Linked DNA regions of Homo sapiens: all the other regions are linked to region 3. Evidence: chromatin contacts called from ENCODE Hi-C or POLR2A ChIA-PET data. All regions are on one chromosome and are shown on one strand. The core of a region is the stretch at or near the end of the contact, and the rest is flanking DNA. Distances in the headings are between cores, read along the strand shown.

What was found. A loop is a pair of places that touch in the nucleus more often than their neighbours do. ChIA-PET counts read pairs that join two places held with the same protein, here RNA polymerase II (POLR2A). Pooled maps may share reads with other maps.
Region 1: a map of naive thymus-derived CD4-positive, alpha-beta T cell shows a loop between it and region 3 (28-fold over the local background). The contact joins the promoter of MADD here to the promoter of PEX16 in region 3. A Hi-C loop is called at or near these places in 1 of 168 maps with a recorded cell type or tissue (naive thymus-derived CD4-positive, alpha-beta T cell), 1 of 37 single-sample maps with no recorded cell type and 8 of 50 pooled maps. POLR2A ChIA-PET finds 5 or more read pairs at or near these places in 1 of 52 experiments (B cell).
Region 2: a loop to region 3 is called in a map of naive thymus-derived CD4-positive, alpha-beta T cell, with 9 times the contacts of the local background. The contact joins the promoter of CELF1 here to the promoter of PEX16 in region 3. A Hi-C loop is called at or near these places in 1 of 168 maps with a recorded cell type or tissue (naive thymus-derived CD4-positive, alpha-beta T cell) and 5 of 50 pooled maps. POLR2A ChIA-PET finds 5 or more read pairs at or near these places in 1 of 52 experiments (activated B cell).
Region 4: a map of B cell shows a loop between it and region 3 (6-fold over the local background). The contact joins the promoter of CD82 here to the promoter of PEX16 in region 3. A Hi-C loop is called at or near these places in 1 of 168 maps with a recorded cell type or tissue (B cell), 4 of 37 single-sample maps with no recorded cell type and 14 of 50 pooled maps.
Region 5: a loop to region 3 is called in a map of naive thymus-derived CD4-positive, alpha-beta T cell, with 9 times the contacts of the local background. The contact joins the promoter of ARFGAP2 here to the promoter of PEX16 in region 3. A Hi-C loop is called at or near these places in 1 of 168 maps with a recorded cell type or tissue (naive thymus-derived CD4-positive, alpha-beta T cell), 1 of 37 single-sample maps with no recorded cell type and 8 of 50 pooled maps.
Region 6: a loop to region 3 is called in a pooled map, with 14 times the contacts of the local background. The contact joins the promoter of DDB2 here to the promoter of PEX16 in region 3. A Hi-C loop is called at or near these places in 8 of 50 pooled maps. POLR2A ChIA-PET finds 5 or more read pairs at or near these places in 3 of 52 experiments (CD4-positive, alpha-beta T cell, CD4-positive, alpha-beta memory T cell and WTC11).
Region 7: a map of ascending aorta shows a loop between it and region 3 (6-fold over the local background). The contact joins the promoter of SLC39A13 here to the promoter of PEX16 in region 3. A Hi-C loop is called at or near these places in 1 of 168 maps with a recorded cell type or tissue (ascending aorta), 1 of 37 single-sample maps with no recorded cell type and 8 of 50 pooled maps. POLR2A ChIA-PET finds 5 or more read pairs at or near these places in 2 of 52 experiments (CD4-positive, alpha-beta T cell and activated CD4-positive, alpha-beta T cell).

Annotation. Positions count from the first base shown.
Region 1 is chr11:47,268,346-47,271,611 of GRCh38, reverse strand. It overlaps MADD (MAP kinase activating death domain), which reads right to left and starts at 1,479. Exons shown (of 37, transcript NM_001376571.1): 1 at 1,366-1,479. NR1H3 (nuclear receptor subfamily 1 group H member 3) reads right to left here. Exons shown (of 10, transcript NM_005693.4): 9 at 3,257-3,266; 10 at 2,579-3,062. The coding sequence ends at 2,916. MADD-AS1 (MADD antisense RNA 1) reads left to right here. Exons shown (of 3, transcript NR_120569.1): 2 at 471-533; 3 at 632-955. RefSeq lists enhancers at 1,420-1,714, 2,188-2,297 and silencers at 1,188-1,717, 1,928-2,037.
Region 2 is chr11:47,551,537-47,555,079 of GRCh38, reverse strand. It overlaps CELF1 (CUGBP Elav-like family member 1), which reads left to right and starts at 1,948. Exons shown (of 15, transcript NM_001376376.1): 1 at 1,948-2,088. RefSeq lists silencers at 1,673-2,202, 2,273-2,362 and enhancers at 1,710-2,385, 3,061-3,543.
Region 3 is chr11:45,916,241-45,919,666 of GRCh38, reverse strand. It overlaps PEX16 (peroxisomal biogenesis factor 16), which reads left to right and starts at 1,790. Exons shown (of 11, transcript NM_004813.4): 1 at 1,790-1,967; 2 at 2,174-2,209; 3 at 3,364-3,426. The coding sequence starts at 1,856. RefSeq lists enhancers at 1,966-2,035, 1,982-2,734.
Region 4 is chr11:44,564,070-44,567,354 of GRCh38, reverse strand. CD82 (CD82 molecule) reads right to left here and starts at 1,692. Exons shown (of 10, transcript NM_002231.4): 1 at 1,619-1,692. RefSeq lists enhancers at 604-673, 1,179-1,679 and a silencer at 1,594-2,193.
Region 5 is chr11:47,175,041-47,178,589 of GRCh38, reverse strand. ARFGAP2 (ARF GTPase activating protein 2) reads left to right here and starts at 1,711. Exons shown (of 16, transcript NM_032389.6): 1 at 1,711-1,808; 2 at 1,956-2,074; 3 at 2,667-2,739; 4 at 3,277-3,408; 5 at 3,492-3,549. The coding sequence starts at 1,737. It overlaps PACSIN3 (protein kinase C and casein kinase substrate in neurons 3), which reads left to right. Exons shown (of 11, transcript NM_016223.5): 10 at 103-224; 11 at 544-1,068. The coding sequence ends at 659. RefSeq lists enhancers at 584-633, 714-763, 611-1,192, 1,734-1,963 and a silencer at 1,254-1,683.
Region 6 is chr11:47,213,425-47,216,560 of GRCh38, reverse strand. It overlaps DDB2 (damage specific DNA binding protein 2), which reads right to left and starts at 1,587. Exons shown (of 10, transcript NM_000107.3): 1 at 1,298-1,587; 2 at 89-225. The coding sequence starts at 1,424. RefSeq lists enhancers at 1,255-1,534, 824-2,023, 1,865-2,104, 1,311-2,146, 2,147-2,983 and a silencer at 1,585-1,794.
Region 7 is chr11:47,406,311-47,409,870 of GRCh38, reverse strand. It overlaps SLC39A13 (solute carrier family 39 member 13), which reads right to left and starts at 1,281. Exons shown (of 10, transcript NM_001128225.3): 1 at 1,209-1,281. It overlaps SLC39A13-AS1 (SLC39A13 antisense RNA 1), which reads left to right and starts at 589. Exons shown (of 4, transcript NR_182308.1): 1 at 589-919. RefSeq lists enhancers at 1-21, 22-888, 1,177-1,999 and a silencer at 979-1,768.

The sequences.
Region 1 (3,266 bases), core at 230-2,729, 1.4 Mb before region 3:
CCTCTCCAACCAAAATCTCAAAGATCAGGCCTGAAGCACCTCCTACTGAGTACGCATCAGGCCTCTCTAGCCTTGGTGGGATCTCAGTCCCTCTCCACTGACAACTATCTGACGAAACTCAAGTCACTCACAATCATTTCCTTCCAGAGCCACAAGGACCCTGAGATCTTGTTATTATTCTAGCTACGGGTGGTAGGATAAATTTTTAGCCAGAGTTCACATCTGATCAGCAGCCACTGCCTTCAGTTATTCAGATTGCAAAGATAACTAAGATTTTCCTTCTCATTCTCTCCTCTCTCCCCTCCCCAAAAAGACTAACACCTTTAACTCCTCTAAAGACTAAATCCTCTAACATCACCCACAACTCACACTCTTGTCTTCACAACCAACGAGGCTCCGACTCTGCCTCTTGCCTCAACCATGTTTACTAACGTAGAGCCTCTGGTTCCTATCTTCCTGTATTCCAAAAGCATCCAGCTCAAAATGCATATCTATCTGCTGAAGTCCGACATCACCATCAGCTCCACCCAGAGGTAGATTTAGGATTCACAAACTTTTAAGTTATCTATGCCTTTTCAGCAGAAATAGCCATGCTAACCAACCCTTTGGATTCGTCCCTCATTTTGGACAGGATCTCACAGTAAAACCACAGGAACCAGAGAGCGATATGACATCTCTGCTGACGTGAACACAACAGGAGGCTCTCCTCCCCTCCTCTACCTCCCCAGGCAGTGACCTTGCAAGCTCATCAGCACAGACTGGTCCAGCGTATGGGAGAACTGGAGCAAGGAGGCTGGCAGCTGGCAGGGTTGGGGTAGAGGGGAGGGCAGGGAAAGGTGGAAGAAGGTAGATACACGAGGATGGGGAGGAGAGCGATTGCAGAAAGATGAAATGGTGTTCTCTCTCCAGCAAGTCAATTTTGAAATATCAAGTTAAAAAAAAAATTTCTTGAGAACCAAACGTGTTTCTCCAAATTCTAGCCAAAAATAAGGCGCAAGCACGCACACGCACAAGCACACCCGCCAAGCGCTGTGCGGGTTCGGCCCCAGGGCTGGCCAGCTCTGCCCGCCCCCTCACCTGCTGGACAGTTCTCCCCCGCCCCCGCCCCCGCCCCGAACCTGAACCCGAGCCGCCCGCTCGGCAGGAACCAAGCCCAGTAGCCTGAGCCCCCTCCTCTGCCCGGGGCGCCCCCATCCCCGTCCCCGCCCCTCCTCGGCAGACCCCCGTCCCCACGCCCCTTCACACTCCCCCAGGGCCTCCTGAGAGACCCCTTCCTCCAAGAGCCACGGTGTCCTCTCAGAGCCCGTCTCCCGCTCGGAGTCCCCAGACGCTCGCCCAGGACCCCACCGGCCCAGACTCTCCTACCTCCCAAGCTCTGGGGGACTGGCCAGGCCCAGCCCGACGTCCCCCGGCAGCGGGGCGTCAGTCGCTCCCCAGCGCGGCGCCGCTCCGAGCGGGCGCCAGTTCCGCGTCTGCACTGGGGGGCACGCACCACTCGCGCGGGGTGCGGAGGGGGAGGCCGGGGCCGGGGCCGTACCATTCAGCCCGGGGGGCCGGGGCTGCACCGAGCCGAGCGCCGCGGGGCGGGGCCGACCTCGGGAGACAGCGGCTGCGCACAGACCTAGCCTAGCGCCCGTGGGCGCGGGAGGGCGCGCCAGGCCGACCCAGCGCCGTCGCGTGCCAAGTGGGGGACCCACAGCAGTACCTTCTGTTTGGGTTGCTCAGAGAGACTCTCACCCGACGGGGTCATAGCGCCCGTTTCGACGACATGGGGATTCCTCTGAAAGTCACTTCCCAAGATAATCGGCCCCTGAGACTTCCTGACGGGCTCCCCATCCCCCAGTCCCCACCCCCCACTCACGCGCTTTGGCGGTGCTCGGCGTCCGAGCAGGGAAGCCGGCTGCCGAGCGGTGGAGCCTACCAATCCTGGGCAGCGGGGGCAGAGGGGGGCGCGCGGCCGCGGTTACCTCCACCGGGCGCGCGCGGGGAGTGGGGGGGCGTGGCCGCGCCGCGGCGCCCGCTGGGAGATGGAGTCCAGTCAGTCCGCGAGGACAGCCCCGCCTCAGGACATCCTCCCCGCGGCCACACGGCTCTTCTCTTCCTGTCCCAAAGGGCCTGGGGACCGACACTGGGTTCTAGGTCTTTCAGGTTGTGCCTTTTTCAGATGCCAAAGGAAAAACCAAGGCATGCTACACATGCACGTGAGGTGCACCGCCGACGCCTTAGCGCTGAAATCCAACACTTCCTCCTCCACCGCAGAAAGGCAACCGGATCCTACCCGGATCCCAGCAGGGGAAGGGGGCGCCTAAGCCTCAGCATTCCATTTACCCATATGGCGCAGTGGGGGTTAGTAAGAAGAGGCCCCCTCTCACGGCCAAGGCTGTCATTTGTGACTCTCCCTCCTCTGGGCCTGGAGGCGGATCCTAAAGATCGCAGGCTTCCTCCTCTATTACCGTGTCCCCACCCCCAATCCAGAAATTGGTTTCTCTCATTTTGTATTCATTTTGATCTTCCTGTTCAAACAGTACCAGACCTATCAGTGAGGCGGCGCTGAGGCATTTATGGCCATACCACAGAGTGACAGTGGAGAATTTTTCTTGGGGCCCTGTGGGAAAAACAGGAAGTGGTGGAGGCAGGATGGGCAGGGCTCTGGAGAACCCTGTGCAAAGTGGCCCCCAGGCCCATCCGTTTGTGGGGTCAGCATGATCTTCAGACACAGCACAGTGTTAGCGAGGGCTCCACTGCTCAGTAGCCACAAAACTCGCAACCCTTTGACTCTCTTTTAATGCCACGGGAGGATCTCCTTGCCCAGCTCCCAGGAATGTTTGCCCTTCTCAGTCTGTTCCACTTCTAGGAGGCAGCCACCAGGCCTCAGCCATCCGGCCAAGAAAACAGAAAATATGGGGACAGAACAGTCATTCGTGCACATCCCAGATCTCAGAGAGCAGCGGTGGGAGCTTTTTGTCCTGCAGACGCAGTGCAAACACTTGCTCTGAGTGGACGCTGCTCAGGGTCCGGAGGCTCACCAGTTTCATTAGCATCCGTGGGAACATCAGTCGGTCCTGGGGAAAGGAGAGAGACAAACACAGCTTTTGCCTGTCCCCAGGGAAGCGGGGCAAGAGTAGGGGAGTTGTGGGAGAGGTGAATTGTCTGCACAGCATGCAGTCAGAGAGAAATTCTTGAAGGGAAAGTAGGTATGTCAGGGAATGGGCCTGTGTGTGGGAAGGAGGAAAAGGAACACCATGGGGAGACTCACATGGGGATGG
Region 2 (3,543 bases), core at 699-3,198, 1.6 Mb before region 3:
AGAGCAGTGAAATAAAACAGACAAAACCTCTATCCTCATGAAGTTTACCTTTGGTTTACCTTCTGGGCTACTGTCAATAAAACAAGTAAAATATATAAATACAAAATATACTGTGAGGCCGGGTGCAGTGGCTCACGCCTGTAATCCCAGCACTTTGAGAGGCAGAGGCGGGCAGAACACTTGCAGTCAGGAGTTTGAGACCAGCCTGACCAACAGGGGTTGAAACCCCGTCTCCACTAAAAATACAAAAATTAGTCAGGCATCGTGGCACGCGCCTGTAATCCCAGCTACTCGGGAGGCTGAGGCAGGAGAATTGCTTGAACCTGGGAGGTGGAGGTTGCAGTGAGCCGAGATCGCGCCACTGCACTCCAGCCTGGGTGACAAGAGCTAGACTCCGTCTCAAAAAAAAAAAAAAACTGTGTTAGATAATGATAAATGTTTTGGATAAAAATGAAAGTGGGATTGAAAGCATGGGTGTGTGTGTGTGTGCACATGCCATGCATGCAAGCAGTGTAAAATAGAGTGCTTAGGGAAGACTGGACTGAGAAGGTGACACTTAAGTCAAAGTCTGAAGGAGGTGAGGAAGTGAGCCATGTGGATATCCACATGATTCTATGGAGCACAAAAGGAGACAGACTCTCTGCTTGAAACATTTCTACAACCTATAGCAGCAAATATATGGTAATATTTGTGACAACATTCTGTAAGCTATAATGGTCTATAAATATAGGATGTTTTCAGTCAACTACACATAAAACTATTAACAAGAACAAGATCATATATCAGCATTATGAATGTATATAAAACTACCCAGTACAATTAGGGAATATGATCATGTACAATTTAAGGACTATATGGTACCAGAAAAACTCTGGTTAGTTTTTTTCCCCCCCAAAGGCGAAAGAGGAAAACCCTTGAGGCTTCTGCTTGGAAGCCCACTTGTTGTTTGTGGTAAGGTAGGATATAATCAGTATTTGTGGGTATAAAAATTATATTCTCTGGGAAGCCAGATGATGTTAGAGAGAAACCATCCCATGAGTTATTTGCATGTTGATGGGGCCAAAAGCTTCCAGAACAAAGTTTTCTTTCTTAATCTGCATTTAACTGCCTCACAAGGTCTGGAACCTAGGAATAAATGTTGGCTTAAACAACAACAACAACAACAACAAATTGTACTGCTTGCGTTCCATCTAGACCCAGGGATTCCAGAGTAACTCAGGAGGAAGTCTTTAGAGACCTAACCTGAGTTAAGAAAAAAAAATATATATATATATTTTTTTTTCGGTAAAAGCAGGTTATGGCTGGGCAATCGGTCTCTTAATAGAATCTTTGTGAACTTCCTTATGTCGCAGCGATCGTTGCCAGGTTGTGCGTTCACACTGATTATCTTGCTAAAAAGCACTCCCTGCACTTGGAACACACATATTCACATCCCAGCAAAGAAGGAAGGCCTGGATGCTGTTGCTTGTCTGCTGGGGCAAAAAGGGGCGTGCCATGTGCCCAACGCTGGCCAAGCACCAGTCACTCACTCATCCATTTATTCAACAAATATCTTATTATGCTCCTATTCAGTGCCCAGTAGGGGTGCCTCCTTGCCCACCAGGGTCATCTAGAGCTCCTGTGGGTGCGATGGGCGGAGTCGAGAACTTCAGATTCCCAGGCCTGGCTCTTCCCTCCAGTAGGGATCGGAGACAAAGAGATGCGCCCCTGCAGCTCCCTAGGTTGAGGGCTCCGCCCGCGGCCCCAGGGGCTTAGGTGCGGCTGCTCCTCCACTTCCCAGCCCGAGGGGGCGCTGCAGCGCCCGGCGCTCGGCCCGCCCCTACGCCGCGCTCCGCTCGCATCGGCGCTGCGGGCGGCGCCGCGGTGATACGTTCCCCCTCGCCGCGCTCCCCCTCCTCCTCTGCCCTCCCCGCCGGTGGTAGGTGCCGGAAGTGCCGCCATTTTGGGGTGTTCTGCTCTGGCGGCAGCGGCAGCGGCGGCGGGACGCGGAGGCTCCCCCGGGATTCGGCCTCAGCAGCGAGGCGGCGGCGGCGGCTGCGGAGGCGCAGGCAGCAACTGAGGCAGCGGCAGGCTCAGGTGCAGCCGCTGGTGAGTGCTGCGGCCGCAGGATAACGGGCCGCGGGAGGGAGGGAGGGGAAAAAAGGCAAGAGGGAGGCGCCGCGGGGCGGGTCCGGTTAGGGAGGCCGCGGGTCACAGGGCCCTCCGGGCGCGGCCTTTTCTCGTTCCCTGCGTCCTGGGGTAGGGCTGCGATCTCCTCCTGCATGTCGGGGTCCCCGGCTCCCCGGGTCCTGTCGCGTTTGCCCAGCGCGTGCCCCCGCGCCCAGGGAGACCCGCCCTCCTCGTGGCTTTGCTTCCTCTCCCCGCGCCCTTTACCTTCACTCTCTAGGCTCAGAGGCCTCGTGCCCTGCCCAGGGCCAGCTCCGTTTTCCTCGTCTTTCTGGCTGCCGTGCTGGACCCAGGCTACCTGCCCGGGACACCCCATCTCTGCCCCTGTCGTCTCACGTGTTCTTAGTGTCCACTCCTGTGGGTGCCGAAGGGTCCGCGCCCCTAGAAGGCAGCGCTTTTCCCGAGCCTCGAGAGCCCCTCGTTCCTCGCCCCAGATCCGCTACGGCCTTGGCTCGCCCTCCCCCCACATCAGGTGCTCACCCAGTCGTGGCCTAGTAGCTGGGCAGGAATCTCGCACCCGGGAGCGGGAGGAGCACATTAAAGCGCTTTCTTCGCTAGGGACCAGGCTTTGATTTTAAAGCCAGTGGTGTCGTGGTTGTGGTCCTCCGGGTAGGATGTTGTTGTAATTCTTGGAGACCATTACACATGCACCAAGGAGCTTCTCATTGGTTTAGGCTCATACCCATAGTTGAGGGGAATGTGGTAAGATTTTGACTGGAATCTGTTTCCGCAAAATGGAATCTCTTTCTCGCCAGGAGAGAGCTGTAGGTTTATTACCTTCGAGTAAAAAGGCTGTATAACAGTTTTAAAGAGCATGAAATGCTTTATAATGTGTGCAGTGTAAGAGGTTACAAATAATGAATCTTTTACAAGAACTTCATCTTTTTTTTTTTTTTTTTTAAGACGGAGTTTCGCTCTTGTTGCTTAGGCTGGAGTGCAGTGGCGCTATCTCGGCTCACTGCAACCTCCCCAGGTTCAAGCAATTCTCCTGCCTCAGCCTCCCAAGTAGCTGGGATTACAGGCATGTGCCACCAGGCCTGGCTAATTTTCGTATTTTTAGTATAGACGGGGTTTCACCATGTTGATCAGGCTGGATGGTCTCGAACTCCTGACCTCGGGTGATCCACCCGCCTCGACCTCCCAGAGTGCTGGGGATTACAGGCGTGAGCCACCGCCCCCGCCCGGAACTTCACCTTTTAAAGTTCTTTTCACTGTCTTTGATTACCCATGAATTGGGAAGGCTTTAATTGGATGCTTTCCCCTTGCCCACAAGTGTAGCTTCTCTCCAAGCGCTTTGGAAGTTTCAGCCTCTCTATTAATCCTTGGTGAGAATGAAGGCGTCTCAATATAGAATCACCCTTTCTGTTTTAGCATTAA
Region 3 (3,426 bases), core at 541-3,040:
AACAAAAAACAAGGTGGGGCAGAGGAAGGGAGAAGGAGCCTCACCTTGAGGGCCCTGAGCCTAGGTCCTAATCCCAGTTGCTAACTGGCCTTATGACCAAGGAGCCTCAACATGTCACAGCTTTTGTGGGCTGTGGGCAGTAGGAGAGAGGGCACTGCCACTGGAGACCTGCGCTGTGGCCTCTTTGGCCAGTGCCTTGCTGTGCCATGTGGGACAAATCCTTTCCCCTCCTTATTGGGCCCTAATTTCCCATCTGTGAACAGTTCATAGCAACTTGGGGCTGCTGGGAGGAGGGCAAGCAAGCCTGGAACCCAGAGCGTGGCCAGAAATGATGTCGACGATGCCCATGACCACCTCCTCTGTTCTCCAAGACCTTTGCCTCTCCTCAGGCCCCTGGTCACCTTTCCCTGGGTCTTCGTTCTTTGATGTGAGAAGAGGGCAGCTTTAATCCCCCACCTGATAGAGAAGAAAACTAAGCTGTGGAGTAGGGTGGAGTGAGGGAGTGGAAGGAAGGTTGTGGTTTCCTGGTGAGGTGTGATGCTTAGACCTGGTCTCTAAAAATAAAATTAAAGTTAAAAAAAATGAATTAAAAAAAACCGCCTAGTCTCTGAGGTCAGAAAAGACCAACACTCAAATTTTGGCTGGGCGTTCTTAAAAGGATGCTTTCTTCATCTGGAGATATCTGGTGGAGAGGATTAGGTAAAATAATGTATTACTATTCTCAGGGTACCATAAATCCGCTGGCCCGCTCCCTCAGGCCACTGGCCCACGGCTCCACCCATGTCACGCCCCTTTCCCCGCAGCCAATCAGCGCTACCTCCCCAGAGCGCCCGTTCCCTCCACCACTCGCCGCAGATCTCCCGGTGCCACCCGTTCCAGGGAGGCTGCTTGGTTTGGGAAGATACTCCCCAGGGGTCTCCCCTTCCCTTGGGGGCGCAGCTGAGGACTGCGAGGTGCGTCCGAGGGCCAGAAAGCTGAGATCGATTCTGAGTTCAAGGATCAAGTCTGCCCTCAAACCATTTTACAGATCGGGAAATCCGAGACCCAGAGAAGGGATACTCCCGCCCAAGGGCCACCGAGCCGAGAGAAGCCCGGGCCAGGGCTTTCTTCGCGTATGTGGGAATGCAGGCGCGAGCCCTTTGGGGGGCACAGTCCATACGGGAGCTGAGGCCGAAGCCGGAGCACTAACTGTGCTGTCTAGGGGATCGAGACGGCACTAGAGGGCTGGACTCCTTACTGCCTCAGTTTCCCCAGCACTACCTTTGTTGAGGAAACGGAGATGGGGATACTGGCCGAACGCGCGCCTGCTGAGACACAGTGCAACTGTATTTAGACGCCCCGCACCTCCCCAAATCTGATCGAGGCTCCTTTTTTCAAGCACCCGCTATCTCTCAGCCCTTTAAAATCCGGCCCTGCCGTTCGAGTCTCTCGGCGTTCCATTGGAAAGACTCGGGGCTCCAGCTCCCTTCTCTAGAATGAACTGCTCTGACTGCCGCCCGGCTTTACCGGAGCTTTAACTGCGCAGGCGCAAGGGCAGCCAACCCGGTAAACGGAAGAGCTGGGTGCTGACGGCGCTGGGCGGGTCAGGGGCGGAGAGCGTGCTAACCAATGACTTGAGGGAGTAGGGGGCCGGGTTTGGGCCCTCAGTTGCTAAGGGCTACCCGAGTGGGAAGCGGTTCAAGAGATGGGGTGAAGGGTGGTTCACCGGTTCTTCAAGTCCTCAGCCTTCTGGCCCGCGGAAGTTAAGCAACCAAGAGGCGGGCCTAAGACCGGAAGCAGGAAGGAGGGCGCAGGAAGCAGGGCGCCGCAGCCTGTCGTACGGTCCTTCTGTGGGTCTGTCGGTGCCGAGGGCAGGATGGAGAAGCTGCGGCTCCTGGGCCTCCGCTACCAGGAGTACGTGACTCGTCACCCGGCCGCCACGGCCCAGCTGGAGACAGCAGTGCGGGGCTTCAGTTACCTGCTGGCAGGTGCCACCCTGACCTTTGATCAGTTCCTTCTGGGCCCTGACCTATGACCCCAGTGGCCCCCTTCCCTGCGGAGTCAGGGTAGTGATCGCTGTGCTTGAGAAGACCCGTCCAGGTTCCCAAAGGGCGTAGGGAGGGGATTTCCGGGACCCGAAGACGAAATGTGAGGCAGATGCTCACTCACACCTCCTTCTGTACCCTCTCCCCAGGTCGATTCGCCGATTCGCACGAGCTGTCAGAGCTGGGTGAGCCGGGCTCTGGGGGTGGGGGATGGGGGATCGGCTGCCTGGCCCCTGGTGAGTTCCCCAGAGAGGGTGAGCACCCCAGCCCGAGGACCTGGGCTGCCCGTTAGACACCTTGTGCTATGACTGAATCGGCACAAGGTCTGTTGTTCATTGTCCTGGGCCCTCCATGTCCCTAAGTCAAGAGACACGTCTGGGGACCTTATCTGAGTATTCACTACTGGCCAGGCGCTGGACTAAGTGCCTTTCTTACCTTTACTTGTTAATCCTCCCTACAGTCATATTAAGTGGTACTTATTGTCATCACTGTCCATTTAAGGAAGAAGCTCAGTGAGGTTAGAGAACAGTCACTGATGGTCCCAGAACCAAGATTCAAGTCTAGATCTCCCAGATTCCAGGATTCCCAGATTGTAACTACCTCAAGAGTGTTTGCCCAGTGACTGCTGTCACAGTCCTGAAAGAATGCACTGGGTTTTGAAAAGCAGAGGTGAGGCCAGGTGCAGTGGCTCACACTTGTAATCCCAGCACTTTGGGAGGCAGAGGCAGGTGGATCACGTGAGGTCAGGAGTTCGAGACCAGCCTGGCCAACATGGTGAAACCCCATCTCTACTAAAAATACAAAAATTAGCTGGGCATGGTAGCAGGTGCCTGTAGTCCCAGCTACTTGAGAGGCTGAGGCAGGAGAATTGCTTGAACCTGGGAGGCAGAGGTTGCAGTGAGCCGAGATTGTGCCATTGCACTCCAGCCTGGGCAACAAGAGTGAAACTCCGACTCAGAAAAAAGAAAAGTGGAGGTGGAATAGACCCTCAGGAACAGGCTGCCAAGAGAGAAAGGGCCAGGAGGTGGGACCGTGTATCTGTGGCAGTTCAGAGAGCGATGGGCAGTTGTGGGCAGCTGGATGACCAGTGCCATCCAGCAGGGCAGTAACTGGCTTGTCACTGAGATTGACCCATCCTTTCTTGGTCCAGCCACCCTTGTGAGATCATGTTGGGGAGAGGGGAGTGCTGAGGAAGTGGGTGGAGAAGAAGGTTGGTTTCCACATAGTCTGTGGGTGTCTGAGCAGAGCATGTGACAGGTGATCCCTGCAGCTCTGGGGAGAAGGTGAGAGGGATGGAGGCTGCAGAGCCAGCCTCTCAAGGCCACTCTCTACCCCTCAGTGTACTCTGCCTCTAACCTGCTTGTGCTGCTCAATGACGGGATCCTACGGAAGGAGCTTCGGA
Region 4 (3,285 bases), core at 443-2,942, 1.4 Mb after region 3:
TCCGTCTCTGTCCCACAGCACTTTCCAGTTTGTTCCATACTGTACAGCTTATCTCCCAGAAGATGCAGGGAGCCAATATAATGCAGCACCTTCAGCGTCCTTCAGTGTCCAACCCTGCTTAGATATCGGGTGCCCACATTGCCCCTCGCCCCCATCCCAAGCCAAGTGTGCAATGGTATAGCTGGATTCCAGCCACCAGGGCAGAACAGACCCATGAAATCTCATCTGGTTATAAGCCCTGGGTGTGACTGATCCTCTCTACAGGGACATGGTAGGGATGGGGGAGCCCTCATTGTCAGCAACTCAGGCCTGGCTAGTTCACCTCTGTATCCTCTAGCTCTCTCTAGCATATAGTAGGTGCTCAGTAAACATTTTTAGACTTATTTAACTCAACACTTACCAACCTCAAGCAACATTACAGAAAACTCAGCCACTCTTTGTTCCAGATGACACAGTCCTCATCCCTCAAATAGAGTGATGTTGGTGGCAGGTGGCAATTTCTGGCTTTCACAAGGTCAGGAGGGGCTGTAGCCAACCCCATCTCTCCAAGAAAAAAAAAAGGCTCATTCCCCATAGGAAGCAAGCCCATCACCTGCCCACCCGCATCAAAGCAGCTGTCACAGAGGGAGGTCTCACTGGTTTCCTGGCACCTTGCTAAGTAGTGTATACACATTATTCTATTTAGTGCTTGCTCCTGCTATTGGATATTGTCATTATCCCCATTTTACAGGTGAGGAAACTGAAGTTTGGAGGGGGAATGGAATCCAAATCAGTTTGATCCCAAAGCCCAAGCCTTGACCACAGAACTATGCTGCCCCGCTACTGGGGCCCAGCACAGAGCACCCACCACCTCCAGGAACAGAACCCGTCAGCCAAGAAATTAACCCCGGGTATGCTTCAAGGGCCCCTGGGGCCCTGGGCTTGACCCTGGGCCCAAGGATTGGTGGGGTTTTCCCTTCTCTTCCCCACTCACCAGTGTAAGAACTGTTCCCCAGTTTCCAACCTCCTGCTCAGGCCAGCTCACCTGGAAAAGCCCCACTGAGTTTCCAACTTGAAGTCTTAGGGGGTCCGGCTCAGTTGAACTGTTAGAATTGGTGGGAAGCAGGTGAGGCGGGAAATGGAACCTCCCTGCTTTGGCCTCCTCTTCCCCAGGGTTGGTGGGTTCGAGCCCCAACCGAGGAAACAGTGCACTCTTTAAAGCAATTCGCTTCTCTCAGTCCCATTTTGCAGGGAGAGAAACTGCAGAGGGCAACGCGATGGGAACACCTGTGGCGACCTGCAGCCTGCTCTCACCTGCCAGCTCTCACCTTCCGGCGTTTTAAGTGAGAAAGGGCAACGGGAGCGTGGAATTCACCTGGTTCACTTCCTCCTGCTGGAACCCGGGAGGTCCAGAGCCAGGTAGAGGGACGGACCCAGGATCACGCAGCTGTGCACGGCCGAGTGTGAGAACTGGGGGTTCAGGACTGGTGGCTAAAGCTCCTTTTCACCCACCAGCTGCCCCGACCTGTCACTAGTTCCGAGGAAAGTTGTCCGAGCCGGACCGCAGAAGCGGGGGCTAAAACTAACTTTGCCTATGGTTGTCCGGCAGGCTACCCCGGCCCGCTGCCCCCTTGCTCACCTGCGGGTTCTGCTTTCTGCTCCGCGCTGCAGGCCCAGCGTCACCCGCTCGTGCCTCAGTCGGCGTCGGACTGCACAGCCCGGGGCTCAGTCACTCCTCGGCCCCCTCCCGGCTGCAGCCGGGGAACGCCGCGGACTCGGCAGGCCCCGCCCCCAGAAGACACGCCCCCTCCGCCGGCCCCGCCCCCGAGCCCTTTGGGAAGGCGGTGCGCTCCCGCCGGCCAGGCCCCGCCCACTATGGCCGTACCCCAACCAGCCTCGCCCCCGGGCCCAGCTGGAGCTGAGGCCCCGCCCCGCTACGGAGTCTCTCCTCTATCCCGGCAGCCCCGCCCCCAGGTTACACTGGGGATTAAGCCCGCCCCGCTCCAGCCCTGTCCACTCACGGCGCTGCCTAACGGTCCCGCCCAGCTCCCGCCTACCTCGTCCTCCCGGTCTCCTCCCGGGCCCTCCCAGCGCCCCCGCCTCCTTCACTTTCTCCTTCGAGCCCACCCCATCCCCCGGCCCTAGTAGGGTGAGGCCACGCCCCTCCCCGCACCAGCCTGGGCTCAGCGCCTTCCTAATCCTGCCCTGCCCTGCCCCTCTCATCTCGGGCGGGTAGCCCTGGGGCCCCCACGCTGGCATTCCAGGGCGGGTGTATCCGGGTGCCGCCGGGGAACGGCGTGGGAGCGGTTTGTGTCCTAAGTCGGGGCCTCTATCAGGAGGCGGCCTGGGCCCAGGAACTTTTTGAAAATACTGACTACCATTGATTGAATCCTTGCCAGGGGCCAGGCTCTATGCCAAGCGCTGAATACAGTTCTAGCCCTTGAATTCCCACAACTCATGGGTACTCTCGTTGCGCCTATTTTACTAATGCGCAGTTTAAGGCTCAGAGAAGGGAAGTCGAGGGCTCTGAATCTCATGGAGGCGGGCGTGAGCGGGATCCAGCCTCAGGTCCTGAGTCACAGGCTTGAGCTGCCCCAGCTTGCCTGGACTGGCCCCTGGGGAAGTAGCCCAGAACAACCAGTGCTGGGGCAGTGCCCAGCAGCTGCCTGAGGTGAGGGAGGAGGTGTGGGTTGATGAGAATAGTGGCAGGAGGGGCTGTGGGCCTAAGCCCTCAAAGCTGGCTTTCTCCCTGAAGAAAAAGTGGCCCAAAATTGAGGTGGGCTGCAAGAGCTCTCTAGGTGGCTGCGGTGCCCACCCTGCGTCCCAGCCCTCTGCCCTCCCAGGCTCCAGAGGACTAGCCTCAGGCAGATTACCTGGTTAATGACCAGGGGCATTCACCTGTGCAGCTGACAAAGCTCTTTCACTTCCATTATCACAATGTCCTCTCACAACACACCGTTGTGGGAGGGTATGATTATGAGCGCTTTGTACGAGTGGAGTAAGGGCGGGAGCTGGATCCCAGCCCAGCACTGTAGTTCTCACAGCGTGGTCCTTGAACCAGGAGCAACATCATCTGGGAACTTGTTAGGAGTGCGTATTTTGAAGCCCCATCCCAACTTACTGAATGGAAAACTGTGGGACAATTGGTTTTAATAAGGCCTCCAGGTGATTCTGAATCACATTCAAGCATGAACCACTGTTGAGCAAACTGTAAAGAAGTCAGGGTGGTCTGAGAATCACACAGACCTAGGTAGCTTCCTGGTTGCGTTTTAAACCCAGGACAAGGCAAGATACTTAACCTCTGGG
Region 5 (3,549 bases), core at 462-2,961, 1.3 Mb before region 3:
GGTGCCTCTGGGGGTAGGGAGGCCTTTGCCCTGATCCTGGGTGAGATCTCCAGCCCCGTGTTCCTTGCACTCTGAGCTGCTCCCTTTGCCTCCCCTCTCCAGCACGGGGCAGGATGAGGAGTGGTCAGATGAAGAGAGTCCCCGGAAGGCTGCCACCGGGGTTCGGGTGAGGGCACTCTATGACTACGCTGGCCAGGAAGCTGATGAGCTGAGCTTCCGAGCAGGTACCCTGGGACCCCTTTCCTAGCTTCAGCCTCTGCCTTATCTGCCTGAGCAGGGGTGTCAGAAAGGGAAGCCAAATACCCACTTCTTAAGGGCCAGTCCTCTGTCCCTTCAGCTGTTCCAGGTCCAGATAGCTGGTGCCTGGTGGCTGCATTCAGGGTCTGGGGTGGGGCAGCTTGCTGACCTTGACCTGCCTCTGCCTGAGCCATGTCTTTGCTAGCTGGGCTCTGGGACCACACCATCCCCCTCAGTCCTTGACCCAGTTGCAGGAACAGGGCCTGGGCCAGGGCCACTGGCAGTGACCAATCCCCTTTCCCCCAGGGGAGGAGCTGCTGAAGATGAGTGAGGAGGACGAGCAGGGCTGGTGCCAAGGCCAGTTGCAGAGTGGCCGCATTGGCCTGTACCCTGCCAACTACGTGGAGTGTGTGGGCGCCTGAGTGTCCTGACAGCCCTTCTGCAACGTTTACCCACCCTGGTTCAGAGCCCAGCTTCTCCTGGAGAGCCGGACCCTCAGGGCCCTGAACCGTCGCTCTCTGGCTGCTCCTCTGTCCCTTGAGGGAGGAAGTCCTGGGACCCAGGGAGGGGAGGGGCCTTTGTCTAGGGAAGGGACTGGTAGGGAAGGGACGAGTCTAGGCTGAGGGCAAGATGGGAGGTCAGAGGTGACAGAAGCGTTCAGGGGTGCCTGGGCCTCCCCAGGAGCTGTGGACTCAGTTCCTGACCTCTGCTTTGGGGTTCCTGGGGTGGGCTTGGGGTGAGTGTAGTTCTGGCCTAGCAGCACCCTCTTGTGGCTTGTTCTAGCGTGTATTAAAACTTGACACACACCCACACACAAAAACAAAAACACCACTGTCGGGCTCATGTGCATTTTTTTGATAGGACACCCTTGCCAGGCCACCAGAGGGCATCTAGAGAGAGGCCTAGCGTCTGTTATGGGGCCGGGGTTGGAAAAGGGTTTGCCTGCTTGGTACCTGCTCTGGAACTTCGAGATACTAATCTGGAGTGGAGGGGACTCGCTGTCAGGCTTGCTGTTAACCGAGAACGGCTGAAGGCTGGGCGAGACGCGGGCCAATGCGTCTGCCCGTTCGGGCCGGAGGGACGAGGAGTGTTTGGGCAGCCTAATCCTTATTCATCGATCTGTAATTAGCTGGAGTGGGGGTCCCCGCCCCCAGCCTCCCGCAGCCTGCGCGGCGTGGGGGCGACTCCACCTGGGGGTTGCGGCGTGGGAGGGGCGGGGGGAAGGGTACTACGCGCGCGAGGAGGTTTGGGCCGGTCCGCGCGCCGTCGCCCCGCCCCGGCTGCGGATTGGCCCGGCGCGGCGTTGATTCTTGCGGCCGCGGTTGTCGTCGCCGCCCCCGTCCCGCCGGCTGCCCATTGGTCCAGATCGGACTCCAATCACCCCACCCCTCGGCTGGCCCAGGCACCGCTGAGGCCGGCCTGGTGAGCCCGCCCTCCCCGCCGTGGATTGGCCCGCGGCGGGACCCGTCAGCCGCGGTTGTGTCTGGGAAGGAGAGAAAATGGCGGCGGAGCCGAACAAGACCGAAATCCAGACTCTTTTTAAGAGGCTTCGCGCAGTTCCAACCAACAAGGTGCGTGAGCAGGGGGCGCGCGGAGTCTCTCGTCCCGCTGGGGCCTGAGGGAGGGAGAAGGGCGGAGGTGGGTTATGTTTCTGGGGTGTCGGTGCCTGGCCTTTACTCGGGGCCCCTGACGATTCGCTCATCGCCGCCTCCACCCAGGCCTGTTTCGACTGCGGCGCCAAGAATCCGAGTTGGGCCAGCATCACGTACGGTGTTTTCTTGTGCATTGACTGTTCCGGGGTGCACCGCTCCCTGGGCGTCCATCTGAGCTTCATCAGGTAGGCTCTCCGCGCGGTTGCCGTGTTTCCACCCGGCCGGCCAGGGGTGTCTGGGCAACAAGGGAGAGTGGCTGCCTCGACTTGGGCCGCTCTGAATTCGGTGGGAAGCCTCTGGGCCGAGAGGGTCCGGTAGCCTCCTGCCAGAGGGAACCACCTGTGTGGGCCCTTTGGCACATGGGCGGTCCGTCTCCGCCTCTGGGCCAAAACTTCCTCTTTTTTGACGGTCAGGCTTGAGACTCTGAGCGTTAGTTGAGGGGAAAGGGAGGCATTGACCTTGTTGTTGCTGATATGTTGTTAGACCAGTATGTCTCTAGTGAGACTGTGACCATCCATTAGGGGAAAGCCAAATCCAGGCGTGCGTGCCTGAGAATGTGACCTCCTTTCGGATCTGGGGACATAATTAGTACTCTTTGGAGTAAATGAACGAAGAGGAGAGTTTTCATGGACAGGGTAGTGTGGAGGAAATGGGGTGATGGCTGATTAATGTTTCCTGGGTGCCTACAGCAGCCTGAGGCCAAGTGACAGGTATCCGGGTTGCCAGGGAAATCCTGCTGGTATCTGCTAGTGGGTGAGACGCAGCCCTTGTACACAGGTCCACAGAGTTGGATTCCAACTGGAACTGGTTCCAGCTGAGGTGTATGCAGGTCGGCGGGAATGCCAATGCGGTAAAGCTCCTTCTACTTCCCTCACCTTCCATTCTTCTGCCTGGTTACTAACTTTGCACGACTCCCTAAGAGGCCCTGTCGTTTTCCCTGTTCAGAGGGTTCTCTGTTCTATAACACCACCATAAGCTATTTTCTGAAAACTTCGAAACTGGTCACAGCTTCTCTTAAATGGGTTTCAGATTCCAATTAAACTGGGCAGGTGTTCTTGGGGAAAAGCCACAGGAGTTGGGAGCCTTCACAGTCATTGGGTCTTGTGGGCCTGCCCTGGATGAAGGATGGGGAGGCTGGGTATGGGATGTTGTGCTCAGGCAGCGTTCAGTGGGGCCTGGACTTCAGTCATATCAGAGGATGGCCCGCTGCAAGGTGTTTTTTGCAGGAATTTCGAGAAACTTTATCTCTGAAAAACCGGTGTCAGTAGCGTGTATCATCCTGTATAGATAATAACTTCGCTGTCATAAGGAGATGTCTCCTACAGCCAACACGTTTCCTTCTTGAGAATCACCCGTAGCACGCGCTGCTCTCTTCTTTGCTCTCCAGACGGCTTTTTTTCGCCAACATGGATGCACAGCCAATGATGCCAACACCAAATATAATAGCCGAGCTGCCCAGATGTACCGGGAGAAGATCCGGCAGCTGGGGAGTGCGGCCCTGGCTAGGCATGGCACTGATGTAAGTGCCTGTTCTTGGGGCTGGGGCAGGAGGGTTAGGAGTATTCAGAGCCCTGTGTTTTAGGGGTGTCTTCTCCTTTCTAGCTTTGGATAGACAACATGAGTAGTGCCGTTCCTAATCACTCCCCAGAGAAGAAGGACT
Region 6 (3,136 bases), core at 338-2,837, 1.3 Mb before region 3:
TGAACCAAGCCATCATCTAATTTGGGAGCATGCAATAGTAAAAATGCACGTGTAAACCCTTGAGGACTTGAGGCAAAAAATGCCTTACCTGCTGGACAGATGGCCAGGAAGCTCTGCCCAGCTTATGCTGGTGGAGGGTCCTGACGATGCTGCGGCATGGTGGCAGGATCTGTGGGCCAGCCAGCCCCACCCAGAGGCAGTCTGAGTCACATCTTCTGCTAGGACCTGCCAAGCAGAACAGACATATTTTCCTCTCCAATCTCACGAAAGGTTTTTCTGCTGAATTCCCCGAAAGGAAGCCTTGTTTCATTCGGCACGGTTAATCTCTGTCTCATCACCTCCTGCGGCCTTTCCATGTCTGTGTGGTCTCAACGAGCACCAGAAATAAAAAAATGAGTGAGGATTTGGCCCCTTCCCCAAAACACTCCCACAAACAGTAAGTCTGAAGTGAAAGTAAATACAGTCGTGCAGGGTTCCTGAGACCCCAGCCAAAGAAACACACAAGGATAAAGTACAATGCAGAACTCTTCCCAGTTTGGGCTGCAAAACTCGAGATGGGACTGGGTCACAATTTTATAAATCACATATAATGCACAATAAAAAGATTTTAGGGCAGCATGGCAGAAGTCACCGTTTAGGAAAAGAAGGAATAGGAAGGCCTGGAAATGCTCTTAACTAGGTTACTTCTGGGGAGGTAAGTGAAATTAGAATAGCAATAAAGCAACAACTCCTGATCACCAAACTGTATTTGAGGACCCAATCACTATAGGTCCGACGTCTTGACAACCAATTCTTTCTTCTCATGGACAAAAACCACTTGATTAACAAGCCCCAGCTCGTTTTTGAGTGTCTCGAAACTCCTTATAGCCCCAGGTTCAAGCCCCAGTAAACCTCAGAGAATGAGCTTTCTAAGGAGGAAGGAATTGGGGGCTCTCACAACTGACCACCGAGGACGTGCAGCTAACAAGCGTGACTATGAAATCCAGCACACACAGCGCCAGGAAAGGTAGGATTCTCTGAAGCCGTCCTAACTGTGCAAGAACCCTGATACGAACAAGGAATCTGACAAGTCCGTGTGTCTGTTGTTACGGAGCTCATCTGCTTCCTGTTACCTAGCGGGAGAGGTGTTGAAACCTAAACACTCTGGTGTCAAAGGACCTGCAGGTAGAATGCACAGCCGGAGGCACCCGTGACCTGCGCGGGCCTCGGGAGCCTCGGAGCACCCATCCCCCGCTGCAGCCTCCTGCGCGAGCACCCTAAAAGGCGGAAATATTCAAGCAGCAGGCACAGGCAGTACCGGAGCCCTTCGCACAGAGCTTCTTGGCCTCGGGCTCCAGCTCCAGGGGACTCCTGCTCCTCTTGTTCCTGGGGCGTAATACAATCTCGGAGGTCTTCTGGGTTTCTGGGCGTTTCTTGGGAGCCATCGCGTCCTCCGTGTGAAGGGGTACTGTGCTCTATGCGAAGATCATGGAGGGAGGATTGAGAGGCCTCTGGGGAGAAACAAGGCGGGGACTACAAAACTGCGGGGCCACAGGTAGCCGAGCTAAGCCAACTTCCCGCCAAACATGCCCAGGGCTTGTTCAAACCAGCTTGGAGCTCCGGCCCCACCCGTCTCGGAGACCCCGCCCCTTCCTGGAAGGCGGGGGCGCGGGGAGGGGGTGGTGCCAAGGGGCGGTGCCAGCGCTCCCGGGAGGGGCGGGAACTGCGCCAGGGCCAGTGCCAGCCCGGGTCAGCTGACCTCCCTGGAGCAAAGATGGTCCCCGGCTTTATGGATTTTTTTTTTTTTTTTAGCAACAGGGTCTGGCTCTGTCGCTCACTCTGGAGGGCAGTGGGGCGATCATAGCTCAGTGCAGCCTCCACCTCCTGGGCTCAAGCGATCCTCCCACCTCAGCCTCCTAAGTAGATGGGACTACAAGCGTACGCCACCACGCCCGGCTAATTTCTCTCTCTCTCTCTCTTTTTTTCTTTTTCTGGAGAGACGGGGTCTCGCTTTGTTGTCCGGGCCGGTCTTTAACTCCTGGGCTTAAGCGATCATCCAGCCTTGACTTCCTGACACGAACCCTCCTCAAACGCGGCGCTGCCAGGCCTCTGCGGGTCCGGGGAGGAGGCCCGGTGCCAGCCAAGGCTCTGTCTCCCGCCTTGCAATTGGTGATGACGCCCGCTCGGGCTTTGGGATTGGCTGGTCCCTACAGGGTGTAGTTGGGGAGTGGCGGCTTTGTAGAGAGCTAGTGCCTTTCCTAAGTTAGAAGCTGGGCTCTACCAGCGGTCAGCTTTGCAGTCGGATTCCAGAAACTACAGTCCCATCGAATCCAAGCTGCTTCTCTGTGAAGGGAGAATGATTGGAACTCCTTGCCTTTTTTTTTTTTTTTTTTTTTTTTTCCTAGAGGCAGTGTCTCTCTTCCGTTACCCAGGCTGGAGTGCAGTGATGTAATCACAGCTCACTGCAGCCTTGACCTCAAGTTTCACTGATCCTCCCACCTCAGCCTCCCAAGTAGGCTTGCAGACCTGTATCCCCAAGCCTAATTTTTTTATTTTTATTTTTGTAGAGACAAGGTCTTGCTATGTTTCCCACGTTGGTCTGGACCTCCTGGGCTCAAGTGATCCTCCTGCCTCTGCCTCCCAAAGTGCTGGGATTACAGGCATGAGCCACCGTGTCTGGTTCTCACTGCTCTTTTATTTGTTTGGTCGTTGGCTGTTTTTATTTTTTCTTTCTTTCTTTCTCTCTTTCTTTTTTTTTTTTTTTTTTTTGAGACAGGGCCTCTCTCTGTCACCCAGGCTGGAGTGCAGTGGCAGGATGTGGGCTCAATGCAGGCTGGACTTCCTGGACATCGATCCTCCCACCTCAGCCTCCCGAGTAGCTGGGACTACAGGTGCGCGCCGCAACACTCAGCTAATTTTTGCATTTTTTGTAGAGACAGAGTCTCCCTAAGTTGCCTAGGCTGGTCTAGAACTCCTGGCATCCATCCACCTCGGTCTGCCAAAGTGCTGAGATTACAGGTGTGAGCCACTGTGCCCAGCCTCCTCACTGCTTTTTTTTTTTTTTTTTTTTTGAGACGGAGTCTCACTCTGTTGCCCAGGCCGGAGTGCAGTGGCACAATCTCGGCTCACTGCAATCTCCGCCTCCCGGGTTCAAGCG
Region 7 (3,560 bases), core at 32-2,531, 1.5 Mb before region 3:
CAGCTCCAGACTGTGTCAGCACCTCCGCCTGAGGCTAAACTTTCCCTAATGACAGGGTGAGGCGCTGGCTGGCTCTCCTCAGCCACCGGCGGCACGGCCCGGCCCAGCTGGGTGTCTCTGGCTGCCAGGGGAGGCCCTGCCGCCCGCGACACCCCAGAGACTGAGGCACCCCTTCTAAGGGGATGGGGTGGATTCAGAGAGACATACGTGGGGAAACTGAGCAGATGAGCCAGGGCAAGACCATCCACGCTTCTTCCTAGGACATGAGACCAATGTCCCCAGGGCACTGAGGGCAACAGGAGATGGGGCTGATGAGGAAGGAGCCTTTAGCCAGGGGATGCCTCTCTCTTGTATAGCGCAGGCTTTAGAGCCCCCACGGTGAATTCTATGCTGCACTTTGAGCTGTCTAACTCTGGGCAAATCTCTGAAGCCCCCCCTCTGAGCCTCAGTGCCCTCATCTGCAGGACAGGGATCAATATCACCTGCCTCAGCTGTGAGGACGAGATAAGCCTGAAAGTGCAGGTGGATGTACCCGGCATGAGGAGGCGCAGAGGCCCTGCCTGTGCCAGGGAAGGCCTGGGGCTCCCTGCAGCAGGAATGTGCCCAGCCGGCCGATCACAGGATGTGGACGTGAGTCAACCAAGCGAGAAGTTCCATCTGGAAACTCGGGCATGAGGTTTAAATGTGGTCTGCTCTGCCTCAGGCTGGCTGTGACCTTGAGCTGGTGATGTCCCTGCCTCAGTTTCCTCACCTTCTGATGGAGATGGGAGGGGAAGAAAGCAGCTGCCTCTGGGTGGTGGCAGAGATGCCCATGTCTAGGACCTCCAGGCCTTAACTAATCAGGGGCACTGATGAAGCCAGCGGGGCTCCACTGGGGACCACAGGCAAGACTGGGCCAGGACGAGGCGGTCACGCAGAGGTGAGGGGACCACAGGCTAGCGGGAGGGAATACACGGAGAGTCCAAGGGGAGAGGAAAGTAGAGAGTGAGAGAGCTAGAGAGAGGCGGGTGGGACGCGGAGAGGACAGCGAGGGAGGGATGGGGCGTGGGGCGCGGAGCGATGGGGGAGAGGAGGCCGAAGCGGGCGAGCCTGACTCCCGGGTCCTGGGAGCCGGCCCAGGTCTGATGAGGACCAGTCGGACGGGGCGAGGGATCGGCCGGGTCCATCACGCCCGGGGCGCGGGCCCCGAGGGTCCTGCTGGCACTCACCGTGCGGCGGCGGCGGCGGCGATCCGGGCGGCCCCAGCCATCCAGCTGCGGTGCCGCGCCCCGCCCAGGCTCTGCCCCGCCCGGCCGCCCGGCCGCCCGGCCCCCGGCCCGGGGCCGCCCCCGGCGCGCGGCCACGTCACAAGGGGCCTGTCCGGAACCCGAGGCGCCGCGTGCCGCGGGGTCGGGGGGAGTGGCGGCGGGAGGGCGCTTCCGCCTCGCGGCGGTGGGGGACCCGGGTAGAGGGCGCACTTCCGTTTGGGCAGGGCTGCGGGCCGGAGGGGAGGGTCGGTCGGAAGTGAGAGAGCCACACGCACCGCGCTCAGCCAGGCTGGGCAGGGACGGAAGCGGCGGCTCTGCGGGGACCGCGATCGACCAGGCTGCGGGGCTTGCGGATCTGGCCGCCGCTTCCCGTCCAGGGCCGCAGTCTGCCCGTGGCCGCACGGGGGCGCGCCCGGCCGCCAGACCACGCCGCCCAGGTCGGGCTGGGAGGACTACTGTGCGCTCCTGCTCTGAGTCAGCCCGGCCTGGCTCCTCCATGAGCAAGGGAAAGGGGAAGTGCCTGCCGCAGGGAGGGGCCTGGCCCCGGGAACCTCAGAAGAGGGAATTTTATTCTTACTCATCGAATTATTTTTATGCTTTGGTTTTTCACTGGGAACCTCAGGCCACTGTCTCCAGGGCTTGTAACCCTTTGGGGTCCAATGCATGGTGGCTGGACCCTGCTGATGGGAACTCCAAACCTGGGAGGCGAGGGCTCTGTGCTTCCCTCACCTGGAGGAAGCTAGACCTGACCTCTTTGGTTAGACTAAGGCAGCAAACACTGGATAGCAGTTCTTATAACCGCAATTTACTGACCACCTACTATGTGCTATTCACTTTACTCGCACTATCTCACTGAATCCTCATATTATCCCATTGTGGTGGGTACTGTTAGCCCAGGGTCACACAGTGGCACAGATGGCAGAGCCAGGATTCAAACCTGGGTGTCCTGAAGCCAGAGTATGTGATACCACTTCTCACGTCTAGGTCCTGAACAGCAGTGGGAGTCTGGCTTGGCGTTTCGAGTTTGTATTCTTCTCTGGAAATCAGCCAGTACAGGAGAAGATTCAGGAAGGGGCATGTGGGTACTCACTTGGGCAGAGATAGCGACTGAGTACAGGTCTCTTAAGTCTCTGACCCTCATCAGCCTCCCATGGCAGCTCCAACCATTTACTCTGTCACTTTCCCCTCTGCTGGGGCTCTTGAGAGCACACTCAGCTCTCAGGGCTGCCTCTGGTGCCTGTCCCACTTCATGTTGCACTGTTGGCCTTCCTTAGACCGCCAACTTCTCCCTGGTGGCCCAGCTTGTCTTCTGAAGCTTTCTGTCCATCTCACCCCACCGGGCCCATACAACTGCCAGGACGTTCTGTTCCCTCCCTGAGTTCCAAAATGGAATCCCTGGGTTAGTTTCTTGGCAAAGAAAAGCTACTCAGGGATCCTGCCCTAGGACTTCTAAAATGCCCCCCTCCCTGTATGCAAAAGCGCTCCATCTTATGCAAAGCACTTCACAATATGCAAATGATTTCACAATAACACAGTCAGCATTCCTGCCTCTGGAGGCTGAGCGCTCCTGGCCACCCAACAAGGGGATGGGCAAGACCCAGCCAGAAACGTTACTTGGTGCCAATGCACTACCCTTTCCTCCCACCTGGCCTGGAATTCCCATCGGATACCTAAGGCCCGGTGGCTCACATCTGTAATCCCAGCACTTTGGGAGGCCTAGGAAGGAAGATCTTTTGAGCCCAGGAGTTCCAGACCAGCCTGGGTAACAAACTGAGAACTGGTCTCTACAAAAAAATTTAAAATTAGTCAGGTGTAATGGTGCGCACCTGTAGCCCCAGCTACTCAGGAGGCTGAGGTGGAAGGATTGCTTGAACCCGGGAGGTCAAGGCTGCAGTGAGCCCTGATCGTGCCACTGCACTCCAGTCTGGGTAACAGAGCGAGACCCTGTCTCAAAAATAAAAAAATAAAAAAAATTACAAATTAATAAAATTGCAGGGGTTTCCAGGTGTGTGAGAAAAGTGAGATGCAGAAATATTTATTTAATATGATCCACTATTTTTATTTTTTAAGAGACTATTTTAAAATAATGACAAAAAGAAACCTTGTATATGTGTATGTGATTAAAGGTATCAGTATATATAAGTCTATGTATAATGAATACATAAAAAACATAGATAACACATTAAAGTGATATTATGGATTCTATGGTGGGAGGAACTAATGTGAATAGGGAAGGAAAAAATGTTAAAGGAAAACAACACATTAAAAGATGTGTATGGCCATATATGGCTGGGCATGGTGGCTTATGCCTGT